2 separate regions of the Homo sapiens genome follow, and region 2 is linked to region 1. Evidence: read pairs that join two places in POLR2A ChIA-PET (ENCODE). Cell type or tissue: PC-9. All regions are shown on one strand.

What was found. Peaks named below come from ENCODE experiments on the same cell type or tissue, not always from the same donor. Only the 100,000 strongest peaks of a DNase experiment are listed, where the experiment ranks them.
Region 2: POLR2A ChIA-PET joins it to region 1 with 9 read pairs; 2 of 35 experiments call an interaction of 5 or more read pairs at or near these places.

What each region holds. Positions count from the first base shown.
Region 1 is chr2:70,072,310-70,080,309 of GRCh38, forward strand. All of the region lies in intron 4 of PCBP1-AS1 (PCBP1 antisense RNA 1), which reads right to left. It also overlaps a transcript of ASPRV1 not described here and the pseudogene RN7SL470P. Among named protein-coding and RNA genes, the nearest start is that of PCBP1-AS1, 11 kb to the right of the region's middle. In PC-9, no CTCF peak of the experiment used is centred here; no DNase peak of the experiment used is centred here.
Region 2 is chr2:70,383,527-70,391,526 of GRCh38, forward strand. No RefSeq gene overlaps it. Among named protein-coding and RNA genes, the nearest start is that of FAM136A, 85 kb to the left of the region's middle. In PC-9, no CTCF peak of the experiment used is centred here; a DNase peak (open chromatin) is centred at 4,815; H3K27ac peaks cover 3,754 bases.

The DNA of each region.
Region 1 (8,000 bases):
CAGAAGACTGAGGCAGGGGGATCACTTGAGCCCAGGAGTTCAAGGCTACAGTAAGCTATGATCACACCACTGCACTCTAGCCTGGGTGACAAAGCAAGACCCTATCTCTTAAAAATAAAAAAAGGCCAGGTGGCTGGGCGCAGTGGCTCACGCCTGTAATCCCAGCACTTTGGGAGGCCGAGGCGGGAGGATCACTTGAGGTCAGGAGTTTGAGACCAGCCTAGCCAACATGATGAAACCTGTCTCTACTAAAAATAAAAAAATTAGCCAGGCATGATGGTGAGTGCCTGTACTCCCAGCTACTGGGGAGGCTGAGGCAGGAGAATCACTTGAACTCAGGAGGCAGAGGTTGCAGTAAGCCAATATTGTGCCACTGCACTCTGTCCTGGGCGACAGAGCAAGATTTCGTCTCAAAAATAAAATGAAATAAAATAAAATAAAAACAAAAATAATAATTTTTTGCAGGGCATGGTGGCTCATGCCTGTAATCCCAGCACTTCAGGAGGTCAAGGCAGAAGGATCACTTGACCCCAGGAATTCGAGACCAGTCTGAACAATATAGTGAAACCTTGTCTCTATAAAAAACTAAAAAAAAAAAAAAAAAAAACAGCCGGGCATGGTGGCATGTGCCTGTAGTCCCAGCTACTCGGAGAAGGGAGAAGCTGAGGGGGAGGATCGCTTGTGCCAGGGAGGTTGAGGCTGCAGTGAGCTGTAATCCAACACTGCACTCCAGCCTGTGTGACAGAGCAAGACCCTATCTCAAAAAATTATGATTATATTTCTACCAATGAGAGCTTTTCAACAACGATGTCCTAAGAACTGATGAGCTCCCCTATTAATGGAGGTATTCAAAGAGAACTTGAAAGATCATTTGTCAGGAGAATGATAGAAAACATTCCTGTAATTGGATGGCAGGCTGGAGACAAGGAGACTGCATAAAATTACTTCAAAGGCTCTTTTCAGCTCCAAGAGTTTTTATTCTAAATAAAAACAAAACAAACAAAAACCACTAATAAATAACTAAGAAGTCCCTCTTCTATTTTTTTAAATATCCAACCAGGCAGTACAACTTAGTAGCTAAAAGTACGGGTTTGATACTACTTTCTCTTGAGTAAATCTGGACAAATTACTTAACTCTACTTGCCTCTGTTTAGAATAAGAGTACCTATTTTGTAAGATTACTGTGAAGATTAAATGATACTTCATTTAATCTTTAACGATACTTAACGATACTTTGTTAAGTATTTAAAACAGTGTCTGACACATGAATGTGTTTAAAACTAGCAGCTTAACAAGGAAAGAAAAAGGAAAGGTGGAGATGGGAGAAAGGCAAGGAATGAAACCTAAATGTGCGGCTTGTTTTCATTATGTGTACCCAAGCCTCAACCAAAGCATTGCTGGCTGTTGCTGGCCAGAGGCTGGGTTCCCTTGGCAACCAGCCTCAAAAAAGAACCTAGATCTACCTTCTTCAGGGAGACGGCTCATCCCTTGCCCTAGAATCTGGCATCTTCCCTGCACAAGGCAGACTCTCTAAGAACTCACAGCCAGGTGCGGTGACTCACACCTGTAATCCCAGCACTTTGGGAGGCCGAAATGGGCAGATCACGAGGTCAGGAGATGGAGACCATCCTGGCTAACACGGTGAAATCCCATCTCTACTAAAAATACAAAAAAATTAGCCGGGCATGGTGGCGGGCGCCTGTAGTCCCAGCTACTCGGGAGGGTGAGGCAGGAGAATGGCGTGAACCCAGGAGGCGGAGCTTGCAGTGAGCCGAGATCTCGCCACTGCACTCCAGCCCGGGCGACAGAGCAAAACTTCATCTCAAAAAAAAAAAAAAAAAAAAAAAAAAACAGAAATCACAAATACCATTGCCCCAAACTCAAGGAGCTAAGCAGGTGTTAAGCAGGTGTTACTCTTACTTCCTATGATCAATTACAGAACATCAGAGTTCAAAGAGACTTCAGAGGCCATCTAGAGCAACTGCTTTTTTTTTTTGGAGACAGAGTCTTGCTCTGTCGCCCAGGCTGGAGTGCAGTGGCACAATCTTGGCTCACTGCAACCTCTGCCTCCTGGGTTCACGCGATTCTCCTGCCTCAGCCTCCCGAGTAGCTGGGACTACAGGCACACACCACCACACCTGGCCTTTTTTTGTATTTTTAGTAGAGACAGAGTTTCACCATATTGGCCAGGCTCCTGACCTCGTAATCCGCCCACCTCGACCTCCCAAAGTACTGGGATTACAGGCATGAGCCACCGCGCCTGGCCCCAACCCCTTTGTTTAATGAATAAGGACCATAAAACTAAAAAAAGTGAAGTCCTAAATATGGCAAGTTGGTGGCAGGGTCAAGTCAAGATCACAGTCCTCTTTATTCCTAGTCCAGTGGTCAAAATCTTCCCATTTTTCATATGAGAAAAACAGAGCTGGCCCTACTACTCTTATACCACACAGTCCATACTACCTACTTAACAGAGGTAAGAAAAGACTACAAGCAGTAGAGTGCAGAGGTTAAGAGCATGAACTCGGGGCCAGGCGCAGTGGCTCACGCCTATAATCCCAGCACTTTGGGAAGCCGAGGCAGGCGGATCACGAGGTCAAGAAATCGAGCATCCTGGCCAACATGGTGAAACCCTGTCTCTACTAAAAAATAGAAAAATTAGCTGGGCATGCTGGCATGCACCTGTAGTCCCAGCTACATGGGAGGCTGAGGCAGGAGAATCGCTTGAACCCAGGAGATGGAGGTGGTTGCAGTGAGCCAAGATTGCGCCCCTGCACTCCAGCCTGGCCACAGAGCAAGATAACATCTTTTTTTTTTTTTGAAACAGAGTCTCGCTCTGTCGCCCAGGCTGGAGTGCAGTGGCGCGATCTCGGCTCACTGCAATCTCCGCCTCCCGGGTTCACGCCATTCTCCTGCCTCAGCCTCCCGAGTAGCTGGGACTACAGGCGCCTGCCACTATGCCCAGCTGATTTTTTTTGTATTTTTAGTAGAGACACGGTTTCACCGTGTTAGCCAGAATGGTCAGAGCAAGACAACATCTCAAAAAAAAAAAAAAAAAAAAAGCAAGCATGAACTCAGGATGGACTGCCTTATTTAAATCCCTGCTCTACTACTTATTAACTGTGCAACTTGAAGCAAGTTTTCTAACCTCTCTTCAACTCTATAAAACGGGGATAAGAGTCACCATGAGGTTATTTTTAAGGATTAAATGAGATAATCCATGTAGAGTACATAGCATGTAGAAAATTCTCAACGTGTGGCCAGGCACAGTGGCTCACGCCTGTAATCCCAGCACTTAGGGAGGCTGAGGCAGGCAGATCACCTGAGGCTGGGAGTTCAAGACCAGCCTGAGGAACATCGAGAAACCCTGTCTCTACTAAAAATACAAAATTAGCCGGGCTTGGTGTCACATGCCCGTAATCCCAGCTACTACTTGGGAGGCTGAGGCAGGAGAATTGCCTGAACCCGGGAGGCGGAGGTTGCGGTGAGGTGAGATCACGCCATTGCATTCCAGCCTGGGCAACAAGAGCAAAACTCCGTCTCAAAGAAAAAAAAAAAAGAAAATTCTCAATGTGTATGCTGTTCTGCTTCTCATCATTACCAGTCATGTGAAAAAATAAACAAGCATAATAACAAGAGAGGCCGGACAAGCTCTTACTTATGGTCCAAAAAGCACTGAGACATAGGTGTTTGTTTAGCTCCATTTCCCGGTCCAGGGAACACCCAATCCCTCAGCAGGAGAAGAATATAACTAACCTATCATTCATGTCTTTGGATCTAGGGAAGAATCAATTCAGAGAATAATCGAGGCACATGCTACACTGATAAGATGCTTAAGATCACAATGAAGGTTAGGTAAGTCAGAACTCAAGCCTGACCTTTACCCCTACACTCAAGTTTGACAAGATGCAGTTTTTGCCCAGTCTTCCTCTCAACCTACTAAGGTGATGCAGCGTAATGGTTAGCAAAAGCTCTGGAGTTTGACTGCCTGGGTGCAAACTAATTCCGTCATTTATATGCTGTGTGACTTACACAAATTACTTTATTTACCTTATTTCTCTAAGCCTTTGTTTATCCATCTTTTAAATGAGAATAACAACTATTTTAATTTTTATGATAATAGCTGACATTTGGTAAGCACTTTCTATGTGCCAAGCACTATGCTAAGCACTTTACATAGCTGATGGCATTTAACCGTCACCACCATCTTAGGAGGCAGGTATTATCATTATCCTCATTGTACAAATACAGATGTTCCTTGACTTATGATGAGGTTACATCTCGAATACCGTAAGTCAAAAACATATTTGATACACTTAGCCTACCAAACATCATAGCTCAGCCTAGACTATCTTAAATATGCTCAGAACACTTAACATTAGCCTCTAGCTTGGCAAAATCATCTAATACAATGCCTATTATAAACTTGAATATCTCATGTAATTTATTAAACACAGTACAGTGTGCAGTATTGGTTGTTTGCCTTCATGACTGCACGGCTGAGTGGGAGCTGCAGCTTGTTGCTGCAGCCCAGCATCATGAGAACGTGTCAGTAGGCCAGGAAAATATCAAAATTAAGAATTTCAAGTGCAGTTTCTAATTAACATATATGGCTTTTGCATCATCGTAAAGTTGAAAATTGTAAGTCAAACCACTGTAAGTCAGGGACTATCCGTACAAATGAGGCACAGTTTTCTTGTTCAAGGCCACACAGTCAGTTACCGGCAAAACTTAGGTGTCAAAGCAGGAGGTCCGACCCCATAGTCTATGCTCCTCACTCCTACTACACTGGCTCTACTTCTCATAGTACCGGAATCATATGGTTGTCAGAAGATGGCAACCAACATAAAGTTCTTAGCACAGTGCCCGGTTCATCAAAGCTGGCCATTACTATTATTTTTGTTATCATCATTATCAATCCCTTTAAGCCTCTCCCAAAGATTACTACCTCCTAAGTTCCAATTTCATCTAAAAGGAAAGGGTTGTTTTCTTACCTAGCTACCACCTCACTGAGTAGCTGGGAGTGGGGCTGCAGTCTTTTTATTTCATTTCCTTCATGTAATACAGGATAAGTACTTGGGTGGAGAAAAAGGGAAATATTTATTGGAAACATGTTACTCTATAAAAAGCAATATTCTAAAGTCTTTGTTTTTAAAAATAAAACCTTTATTACCTTCATTAGGAAAAAAAACCATACACTTATTATGAAACTTTTTTTCAAAATAAAGCAGAGATAAATAGTATTTACTTTAAACAGAAACTGTCAGCCAGGCACAGTGGCTCACACCTGTAATCCCAGCACTTTGGGAGGCCGAGGTGGGCAGATCACCCGATGTCAGGAGTTCGAGACCAGCCTGGCCAACATGGTGAAACCCCGCCTCTACTATAAACACAAAATATTATCTGGGCATGGTGGCGTCCGCCTGCTGTCCCAGCTACACAGGAGGCTGAGGCAGGAGAATCACTTGAATACGGGAGGCAGAGGTTGCAATGAGCTGAGACGACGCCATTGCACTCCAGCCTGGACAACAAGAGCGAAACTCTGTCTCAAAAAAAATAAAATAAAAATTAAATAAATTAGCCGGGCGTGGTGGCTCACACCTATAATCCCAGCACTCTGGGAGGCGGAGGTGGGGTGGATCATGAGGTCAGGAGTTTGAGACCAGCCTGACCAACATGATGAAACCTCGTCTCTACTAAAAATACAAAAATTAGCCAGGCGTGGTGGCACACGCCTGTAATCCCAGCTACTCAGGAGGCTGAGGCAGGAGACCCGGGAGGCGGAAGCTGCACTGAGCCGAGATCGCGCCACTGCACTCCAGCCTGGGCGACAGAGCAAGACTCTGTTTCAAAAAAAATAATAATTAAATAAATTTATTCATTCAGCTCCTATGTTACAAGCACTGTTCTAGCAGTGGGGCTATAGCAATGAGCAAAACAAAGTCCTAACCATCATGAAATTTACATTCTAGTGGGTGGTGACATGTAATAAACTATGGTAGAGAGTCCCTAGAACACAATGCCTGGCACAAGCAGACAGCACTCAATAAATACTTGCTAAATAATGAACAATGAATGAATAAACAATATGTCAAATAGCAAGTGCTATGCAGAAAAAACAGGGAAGGGGAGCAGAGAAAGCAGAAGGCAGAGAGATAGCTTTTATTTTAAACAAGGCAGTTAAGGTATATTTCACTGATTAAGTGACAGTTGAGCAGAAACCTGAAGGAGATAAGGGAGAAGGCCATACTGACATCTGGAAAAATGATGTTCCTGGCAGAAAAAGCAACTACAAAGGCCCCAAGGCCTGGCATGCTGGAGCAACTGCAAAGGAGACCATTGTGGCTACAGCACAAGGGGAAGTGGTAGGAAATGAAGTCAGAGCAGCTGGGAGAGAGTGGTGTGAATCCTACATGGTCTTATAGACCATGGTAGGGACACTACCTTTTAATCCAGGTGGGATTTTAATCTGGGCACCCAGGTGACAGTTTTCAGCAAAGCAGTGACTTGATCTGATATATACTTAAAAGGATTATTCTGGTCACTGTTAAAATTAGATTGAGGGGGCAAAGAGCAAAAGGAGGAAGACCACTTAGAAAGCTATTCCAGTAGCAGCAGGGCAGGTGGTGGGAAGTGTTTAAATACTGGATATATCTTAAGGTGAAGTTGACAGGACCTGCTGGTGGATTGGATGAAGAGAATGAAAAAACAGATTTAAGGGAGACTCTCTATATATTCAATACACAGATGAATAGCAACTCTGAAATGGGGAGGACCTTCCAGAGATGCAGATTTGAGAGGAGATGTTCTGAAGTTTTTTAATAAGTTCAACAAACTATTAGACACCCAAGTGGAGATATCCAGTGAATAGTTGGATATAAGTCTTGAGTTCAGGGAAAGACATTCAAGCTAATAATGTAAACTCATGAATTGTCAGGGAATAACGGCATTTAAAGTCTTGATCGAATCCAGCCTCAGCAACATTGTGAGACCCTGTCTCTACAAAAAAAAAAATAATAAATTAGCCAGGCATGGTGGTGGGTACCTGTAGTACTAGCCACTGAGGAGGGGAGGGAGGATTTCTTGAGACCAGGAATTCAAGGCTACAGTCAACTATTATCATGCCACTGCAGTCCGGCCTGGACAACAGAGTGAGAATCTGTCTCTAAAAAATAAAGTCCTGAAAGAGAGCACCTAGGAAAAGAGTGTAGACAGAGAAGGGATCCAAGGACTGCTCTGAGTACTCCACCAATGGAGAGTGAGGAGATGAAGAATAAGAAAAAAAAAGTTGAGAAGGAGGAACCAGTGAGGCAGGAACAGCATCAAGGGAGTGACATCCTGGAAGACAAGTGAAGCTAGGGTGCAACAGAGTATCAAATGCTACTGAGATATCAAGAATAAAAATGGGTGAGAAATGACCACTGACTCTACATACATTTTCTAAACCTGTTCTTTCCTATTCCACGCATAACACTTTTCTTCTCTTTTAATCCACATAAAAATCCCAGTACTATCCAATGAACACACAGAAGGGTTCTATTTAATTCAGCTATATCCGTGTCTCAGAAATACAAAAAGCAAAAATCAATGCTCTTAATCGGGACACAACAAATATTACACAGTGAATAATGTTGAACAAATGCTTTGTCTGGTTGAAGTAACTGTCTCTCTGAAACAAAATCCGTTAAGTCTTGCTTGTGCTTAGTAAGTGGGATCAGAGAAATGAGTTATTTAAATGTATTTTTTTTGTTCTGCATAAAGTAGCAATCATTCTTGAACTCCTTTCTCTCCCCTCTAACTCAAACCTCCTAACCAGCTTAACAAAGACCCTAAATTTCCATACATACCCCTCCTCAAAAACAAAGCAAAACATGGTAAGATTCAGAAGTTAGAGAGAAAGGAGTAGGCTGTGCCCTGCCCCTTCTGTTTTTTTTTTTTTGAGACAGTTTCACTCTTGTTGCCTGGGCTGAAGTGCAATGGCACCATCTTGGGTCACTGCAACC
Region 2 (8,000 bases), 310 kb after region 1:
CTCTTGCTGCCATGGAAGACATGCCTTGCTTCCTTTTTGCCTTCCGCTATGATTGTAAGCTTCCTGAGGCCTCCCCAGCCACATGGAACAGTGAGTCCATTAAACTTTTCTTTATAAATTACCCCGTCTCAGGTAGTTCTTTATAGCAGTGTGAAAATGAACTAATACAAGAAGGAAGGACCACCTCATTATACCCCTTCCTTTGGAGTCTATGCGCAATTGACCAGCATTAATATTAAAATACAGATCATAAGACTAACAAAACAGACTCTGGGAATAAGACACCAAATGCCAACCTGACTCTGGTTAGCATCACAGGACAGACAGCAGACCCTGAAGGAAATAAAAATATTTTACCCCAAAATGTATTTCTTTGACATATTTTGAAATGGTCCTGCAAAACTGTCTTTTAGGGGAGGACATTTGTATCTGTAGAGAATCTCCATTAATGCGGACAGGGCTTTCCTGAATTTAGGAGGGATAAACATCTTTTAAGGTCCAAAAAGAGACATTTACCATCTATTCTCTCCAAAGACTGCTACCTATGAGGCTTCATATACCTAACAAGAGCCCTGGTCGTGGCAACCTCCCTTAGCTTAACTCAAGCATTTCTTTCTACTGGCAAGTCTTTAGACAAAGTTCAACTCTTTCAACCAACTGCCAATCAGAAAATCTTTGGATCCATCTGTGACCTGTAAGTCCCTGCTTTGAGATACCCAGCTTTTCCGGGCCGAACCAATATATACCTTAACATGTATTGATTTATGTCTTTGCCTGTAACTTCCATTTCTCTAAAATGTATAAAACCAAACTGTAACCCTATCTTCTCAGCCATAGTTTCTCAAGACCTCTTGAGACTGTTCCCTGGGGCCTGGGTACTCATATTGGCTCAGAACAAACCTCTTTAAATATTTCACAAAATTTGGTTTTCTTCATCAACAAAGAACACAACATTTTCTCTCTGTACATTCAGGCAGTGTTTTTCACACATAGATTTTGGATTTTCAGATTTAAAAATTCCTACATAGCACCTGCCTGGCTTACTGGCCCTATTTAGAATTTATGTGCAGGCTGGGTGCAGTGGCTCATGCCTGTAACCCCAGCACTTTGGGAGGCTGAGGCAGGAGGACTGCTTGAGCCCAGGAGTTGGAGACCAGCCTGGGCAACACAGTTGTAGAGACCCCATCTCTACAAAAAAATAAAAAAAATTAGCCAAGTGTGGTGGTATGCACCTGTGGTCCCAGCTACTTGAGAGGCTGAGGTGGGAGGATTGCTTGAGCCCAGAAACTGGAGTGCAGTGGTCCATGATTGCGCCACTGCACTCCAGCCCCTAGGTGACAAAATGAGAAACTGTCTCAAAAACAGAAAACAAAGAATTCGTGTGCAGTTGGAGAGACGAAAATTTTATGTTATACAAAGCAAAACACACCTTAGGTACCAGCCGTGGGGAGCCATTTGCTATCCTGAATATGCCATGCTTCTGATAAGGGCAGTGCTTGGTGTCAGGCTCATGAAAAGCCCTGGGATTGGCTAATGTTGAACAGTCAATGGGAAGTAAAGCAACCATCAAACTCTGAGCTGGGAAGGCACCTTAAATAATGTCAGTTTATCTTTTGTGACTGGACTAGTCCACCAGCTTTGTTAAGGAAAGACCCATGACTCCAAGGGTATGAAAATACAAAAGGCATGGGTAGTTTTTGGCATTCTGCCTTGTGTCCTATGTCATTGAGTCTTTCTGACAAACGTGGAACAAAAGCTCTTTGACCCTACATACAGCAAGTAACCAAAGTTTCATGTCATTCATAGAGAACTTCACATGTGTAGGTAGACAGGGCTCATTTGTAAATGATCAAGTTAGCCTAGGGCAAGGTCAGAGAAGCATTTTTGATGTTTGCTTGATGTTTGTTGTCCTAGGAGTTGGGCAAACCTGCCCTTCTCATAAGTCCCTTGTTACAGGGGCACACAATGGTTTTGTGCTTTTTTTTTTTTTTTTTAAGAGATGGCGTATTGCTCTGTCACCCAGGCTAGAGTGCAGTGGCTCAATCATAGCTCACTGCAGCCTCATGCCTGGCCTCAAGAGATCCTCCTACCGCAGCCTCCTGAGTAACTGGGGCTTCAGGCGTGCATCACCATACTTGGTTATGGTTTTTGTGTGTTTGCTTTTTCAGGTTTTTAACTAGAGATGGGGTCTTGCTATGTTTCCCAGGCTGGTCTCAAACTCCTGGCCTCAAGCGATCCTCCTGTCTTGGCCTCCCAAAATGTTGGGATTACAGGTGTAAGCTACCATGCCCAGCCAGGTTTTGTACTCTAATTGGCTCTTCCTCCAAAAGTGGAACATGATTCATAACACAGTTCCCAGGCCGTGGACTTTTTTTTTTTTAAATCAACACATATTTTGCTCTCAATGACACAGTTTCTGTGCTATCTTTATGGTCATTTTTTTTTAACATAATCAAAAGAGTATTTTCCAGACTTGAAACAGTGTTTCCTACCAATTTGGATGCTGTTTTACTCTTTGCTTTGGTGGGTTTCCAAACAGGTAGGCACCAACCGATTTCTATCTTCAGGAAGCTGCTGCAGATGTGCGAAGAATCTGAAGAAAATGTGAAGCCGGAGGGGGGCGCTGCCCCACCAGCTCACCCCTGCAGGGTAGGCTAGGCCAGCTGGGGTGGCAGCAGTCTCTCCAGCCTCAGGGCCTGAGGGCGCTGCTCATTTGGGACCAGGCCAGGGCCACAGCATAATCTTCATCTCCATCACATTTGCCTCTACTCTTTAGCCCAGGAGTTCTGTTCCACGTGAATGGGACAAAGGCCAAACTGCATTTCTTTTAGAAAGCCTCCTGTTTATTCTGTACTTGCACGTGGAGATCCGCGGAGATTGATGAGAAGGATGTGACGAGGGCATGTGGAATGACTCAGGGCAGAAGCTCCTGGAAGGCTGGCTCATGGCTTTTCAAGGAGCCCTGTGATCCTGCTCTGGTTGCTGGATTGAGAGGCCCCAGCCCCACTGTAGCTTCTAGGCCAATGTCCCACTAGACTAGCCCAAATCCCCTGTCGGAGGAGGAGAAGAACTGGACAACTCCCCACTAGTAGATTCAGAATGAAATGTTATTGGGTGCTATCGGCTGAATTGTGTCTTCCCCAGATTTATATGTTGAAGTCCTAACCCCCAGTACCTTAGAATGTGACTGTATTTGGAGATGGAGACTTTAAAAGGGTAAGTTAAAACGAGGTCTTTAGGGTGGGTCCTAATCCAATATGCTGGTGTCCTTGTAAGAAGAGAAGATTAGGATTCAGAGGCACATAGAGGGATGGCCATGTCTAGACACGGGGAAAGGCAGGCATCTACAAGCCAGGCAGAGAGGCCTCAGAAGAAACCAACCTTTTTGACACCTCAGTCTTGAACTTCTAGCTTCCAGAGCTTCGAGGAAATAAATTTCTGTTGTTTAAGCCCCTTAGTTGGCTGGATATGGTGGCTCACGCCTGTAATCCCAGCACTTTGGGAGGCCGAGGTGGGTGGATTGCTTGAGCCCAGCCTGGGCAACATGGTGACACCCCATCTCCACCAAAAATTCAAATATTGGCTGGGTGTGGTGGCACACACTTGTAGTCCCAGCTACTCAGGAGGTTGAGGTGGGAGGATTGCTGGAGTCTGGGAAGTCAAGGCTGCAGTGAGCCGTGATCACCACTGCATTCCAGTCTGGGTGACAGAGTGAGACCCTGTCTCAAAGAAAAAAGCCCCCCAGTCCCAGTGGGCTTCATGACAGCATCCCTAGGAAAGACACACTGGGTCTGGTGGGCACTATAGATACTTCTGGCAATGATGAGCTCTGCAACCCGCTCTAGCTATTCTGTGGAACTTTTCTGTTGCTGTTCTTTGTGAGCTCTCAAAGGATATTGTACTTCTCACCCATCAAATTTTACCACAGAGTTTGCACCTTATTTTTTAATTCTTTGCATTCTTTTCTTAGGTACTGGGAAAACCGGGGACTGGGAGTTAGGAGCCCAAAGCCCCAGCTGCGGGAACACTGTGATCACACTGTGTGGCCTTGGGAGGTTGTCCAGTCTCCCAGGGCCTCAGGCTCCTGGCCTGTAACACAGGCGATGGAGCAGGTGCTCTCTGAAGCCCCTCCCAATGCTGACAAACCCTCCAGGGACTCCAACACTAGCCTCACGCTGTACACTCTGTGAGTGCCATCCTCTCTCAGGCTGCTGATTTCTCCCACTCATGAGCCACTGTGCCTGGCCGAAGGTTCATTCTTGCTAACATCTGCACGGGAGGCCATTAGAAAAAAGGCCCTTTTAGAGTTCAAACGTGCCAGTGAGAGAACAAGGACGCCTACTTCCAACCGCAGGGAGTAGACCTGGAATTCTAGAGCTGTCAGTGAAATTCCCAAGGCTACCTCTGACTTATATTGTTTGACTGGGTAAGTTGATGAGTTATTTTTTGTTTCAACAAAGGTAGTGGTTGAGGTAAAATCAGGTGTCCTTTGAAAACTGGATGACCATGGAGATGTAGAATAGTGCTAAAATGGACAAATCAACAGCTAATCTGGTGAACTTGGCACCTGTTCTAGGGAAGCATTGCCATTTGGGTGGCCTCGCTTGGACTATGGTTTGGTGTTGAGTCTCAGTCCAAATAAAGTATGGATCTTCCTTCCTCTTCCCTCTGCATGTGCAGACTGCTCAATCCAAAGCCTCACAGCACTCTGTCAGCTTACCTATTGCAACAGGTACTGGCCCATGTGTTATTCTGGCTTATACTGTGGCCCCATCCTAAACATTGCTCACCTGAAATTGGAGGCCACTAAATATTTTCCTGATGAGTGCCCAGTGATTTCATCTTTTGTCATATGCCTCCCTTTGATTCTGTTCAGCTCATTGCAGTTTCATAAAAAATATTTCCTGTGTATTCAGAGCCATATACAGAACACTATATATGACACAGTGTCATATACTAAAGAACTACATGACCCAGTCCTAGACTCCAGGGAGCTTACAGTTTTCCCAGGAAGACAAGATACTTACATGAAATAGTCTGAGAATAGTCAAGACAAAAAAGCCATGGCCTCTGTTGGGCTGAACAGAGGCTCAAGTGCTCAAATGGATGATACAGTCAGTAAATTTCAAGACTGGTGAGGTGGGAGAGAGATCAGAGATGGCTGCAATTTTCAAGAAAGACTTCAAGGAGAGGACATGGGCCTTGCTTTGTTCTTGGCATTTTAAAATGGGACCAGTGATACTAAGTTTATGCAGCAATTCAGGCTCTTAAAGGATCAGGAAGAATTCCTTAGACTCTTTTAGAAGTGGGACATTGGGTTAAGGGAGAAAGGTTTTAGGAGAGGTAATAATTAGTAGAGAGAGGGGCAGAAATGGAAAGTAGACTTGAGCAAACAGCCTGTTTAATTTGGACTGTGTGAGATGGTTTCCCAACAAACATCCCTTTTCTTTCTCCCTCCCGTGCCTTCTTCAGTTTCTAGACCCTGACGTCATGACACGGTGCAGCTGCAGTTATGTATCTTTTCCTTTCTGCTTGACCCCCCAGCTTAAGTACCACTTTCTTGGCACCCACAATGGAGGGCGCTGCCAGTGGCACAGATGAGAGATTGATTTTGGACTGCCAGCTCTGATGGAAAGCTGAGGACTATTGCATGGCCTTCCCCGAGGCAGCCACTGGAAATGGTGTGGGGTGGCTCTTCTGAGAGGGTAGAATTTTGGATGCCTACCGAACCCTTCTCTAGCAAATGGAGACTGGTAGACATCCATCCTTCCTGAGTCAGTCAGAACTGTGACCCCTCTTCAGATGGAGTCCTAGGCCTCATTCCCTTCCAAGAGGATAGAGATGACATTGTCTTGGGAGTTAATGTAATAGGTAAGCTGGTGAGGTTGAGGGTTCAAGAAGATAGAGTGGTGCTGGATGGAGTAATGGCCCATGTCAAGCTATTATAGGAAACCACACATTTAACAAGGGAGAACTGATATATATATTTTTTAACACCCTTGGGAGAACCACCTCCTGGGAGGATACCAGGAACCCACCATAACCTTTATTATTGAAAATATCAGGAGGGATTCTGGGTGAGCTTTGGTCTTTCCTAGGTGGAGGATGCACATGACCTAAGGAAGTGGCACCTTGTGCCCAGAGCTCTGGCACACTTCTGTAAACTAATTCACCCATGCCTACTTCTTCCCAAGACAGGTGAAAGGTAGGAAAGACCCACAGAGGGGAGACCGCAAGTTGAATGAAAGCCCAAGTTGATTTCCTTTTGTGATGCTGCCACCATCTATATCATTCGTGGCAGGTAAAGGCTGCCATGCCTGGTCTCCACTTCAGTTGTTCTGATCTGACTCTGATAGCATGTCAGGGAGAGATGACCTCAGTGACCCAGTCAGCTCAGAAAGGCAGTTTTGCTGCTTTCCAGGAGGTAACTGAATAATCCAAGTCTGATAGGAGAATCTGGGCTGGATGGTTTTCCTTGTGAAATTTTGACTTAAGAGAAAAAAACAAGCAATTTACTAATTTTATGACCTTGTGAGAGGCAGTATAGCATAGTGGCGAAGGTCAGGGGCTTTGAATAGACTTGGTTCAAGTCCACAGCTTGTATCCCTTGCTTAACAGCTGTATAACCTAGACCAAATTGCTTAGCTTCTACAAGCCTCAGTTTCTTCATCAGTAAAATAGGGATAATACAAATCTGAGATGCTTTAAGAACTTGATAAGATAATATATACATAGCACATGGTGATCAATCAGTAAATGATAGCCAATAGTAATCATTATTAATTACAACTAAGTTTTGGATAGGGAGGATATTTGGTAGGTTTAATGAGATGGGCCTTTTGGCAAAGAAATTCATGATAATACTTGTTATTTAAAACAAATAAACAAAGGTATAACTAGGATAGATGCCCTTGACCTCCCCTATCCTGGTCATACCAGGCAATAACCTCTGACCCCTGGGCAGCAGACTAGGGCTGGCGACCTGGCTTACCCCACCCCAGGACCATGAAAGCACAGTACCTTTTGTCTTGCTGGTGTCTAACAAAGAAGGTCCAAGATGGAAACTATAATATGTGCACTCAAAGAATGTTTACTGATCTCCTGCTGTATGTCAGACACTTTTAGGAGCTGGGGACCCAGCAGTGAATAGGCAACATCCTTGACCCCATGGAATATACATAAACAATTTAATTAACAAGGTCATTTCCAATGGTGATGAGGGCTGAGACATCTTGTTTTCAGACTGATGTGTTGGAGTCTTTTCCTCCTGATAACGTTGAATGTCATTTCAAGGCCACCAGGGCTGATTCTATTGTGCCTACCTGTGCACACACAAGACTTGTGGGCTAAGCTTCTGGCTGGTCAGACACCAAGGCCCCATGTCCTCTGAGAGACAGAGTTCACTGACTGTGGGAGAGCCTTGGAAAATTCTGTTTCCCTCCTCCTGGGATCATGTTAACAGCACTTATATCCCAAACGGCCCCTTTGCAAATAAAATCAGATGTTTCTGCCCGACTCAATACTTCCTTGTCTTTCACTGGGCAGGTCTCTGTGCCATTTGAGGGCTTAAAATTTTGTAGAGCCCTTGGGATTGGATGTTTATTAGTCAAACAGAAATATGTTCCCTCTTTTTTTCCTTCATGTAGAAATGTATCTCTGGAAACATATACCAACCACTGCCAAATGCCTGGGAGTCAGGAACAGCACTACCTGCCAAGTCTTTAAAGTTTAATTCACTGCCATCCAAAGTGCAAATTAGGGAGCTGGCTCTTCTGATGTTTGGATCTGTGACACAGGAAGCTGAGTGGAACCTGAATTAGAGGTCAGGGGGCCCCAAGTTCTCTGGAGGTTATTAGTCATGAACATTGGGCAAATTACCAAATATCTCTGGGGCTCAGTTTTCTCATCTGTGAAATGGGGCAATTCAAAAGTTGCTGTGGAAGGTAAAACAAGATAAAGGCTACCTTCAGTGCCTCAGGTGTGAAGCAAGCAGGCTATCA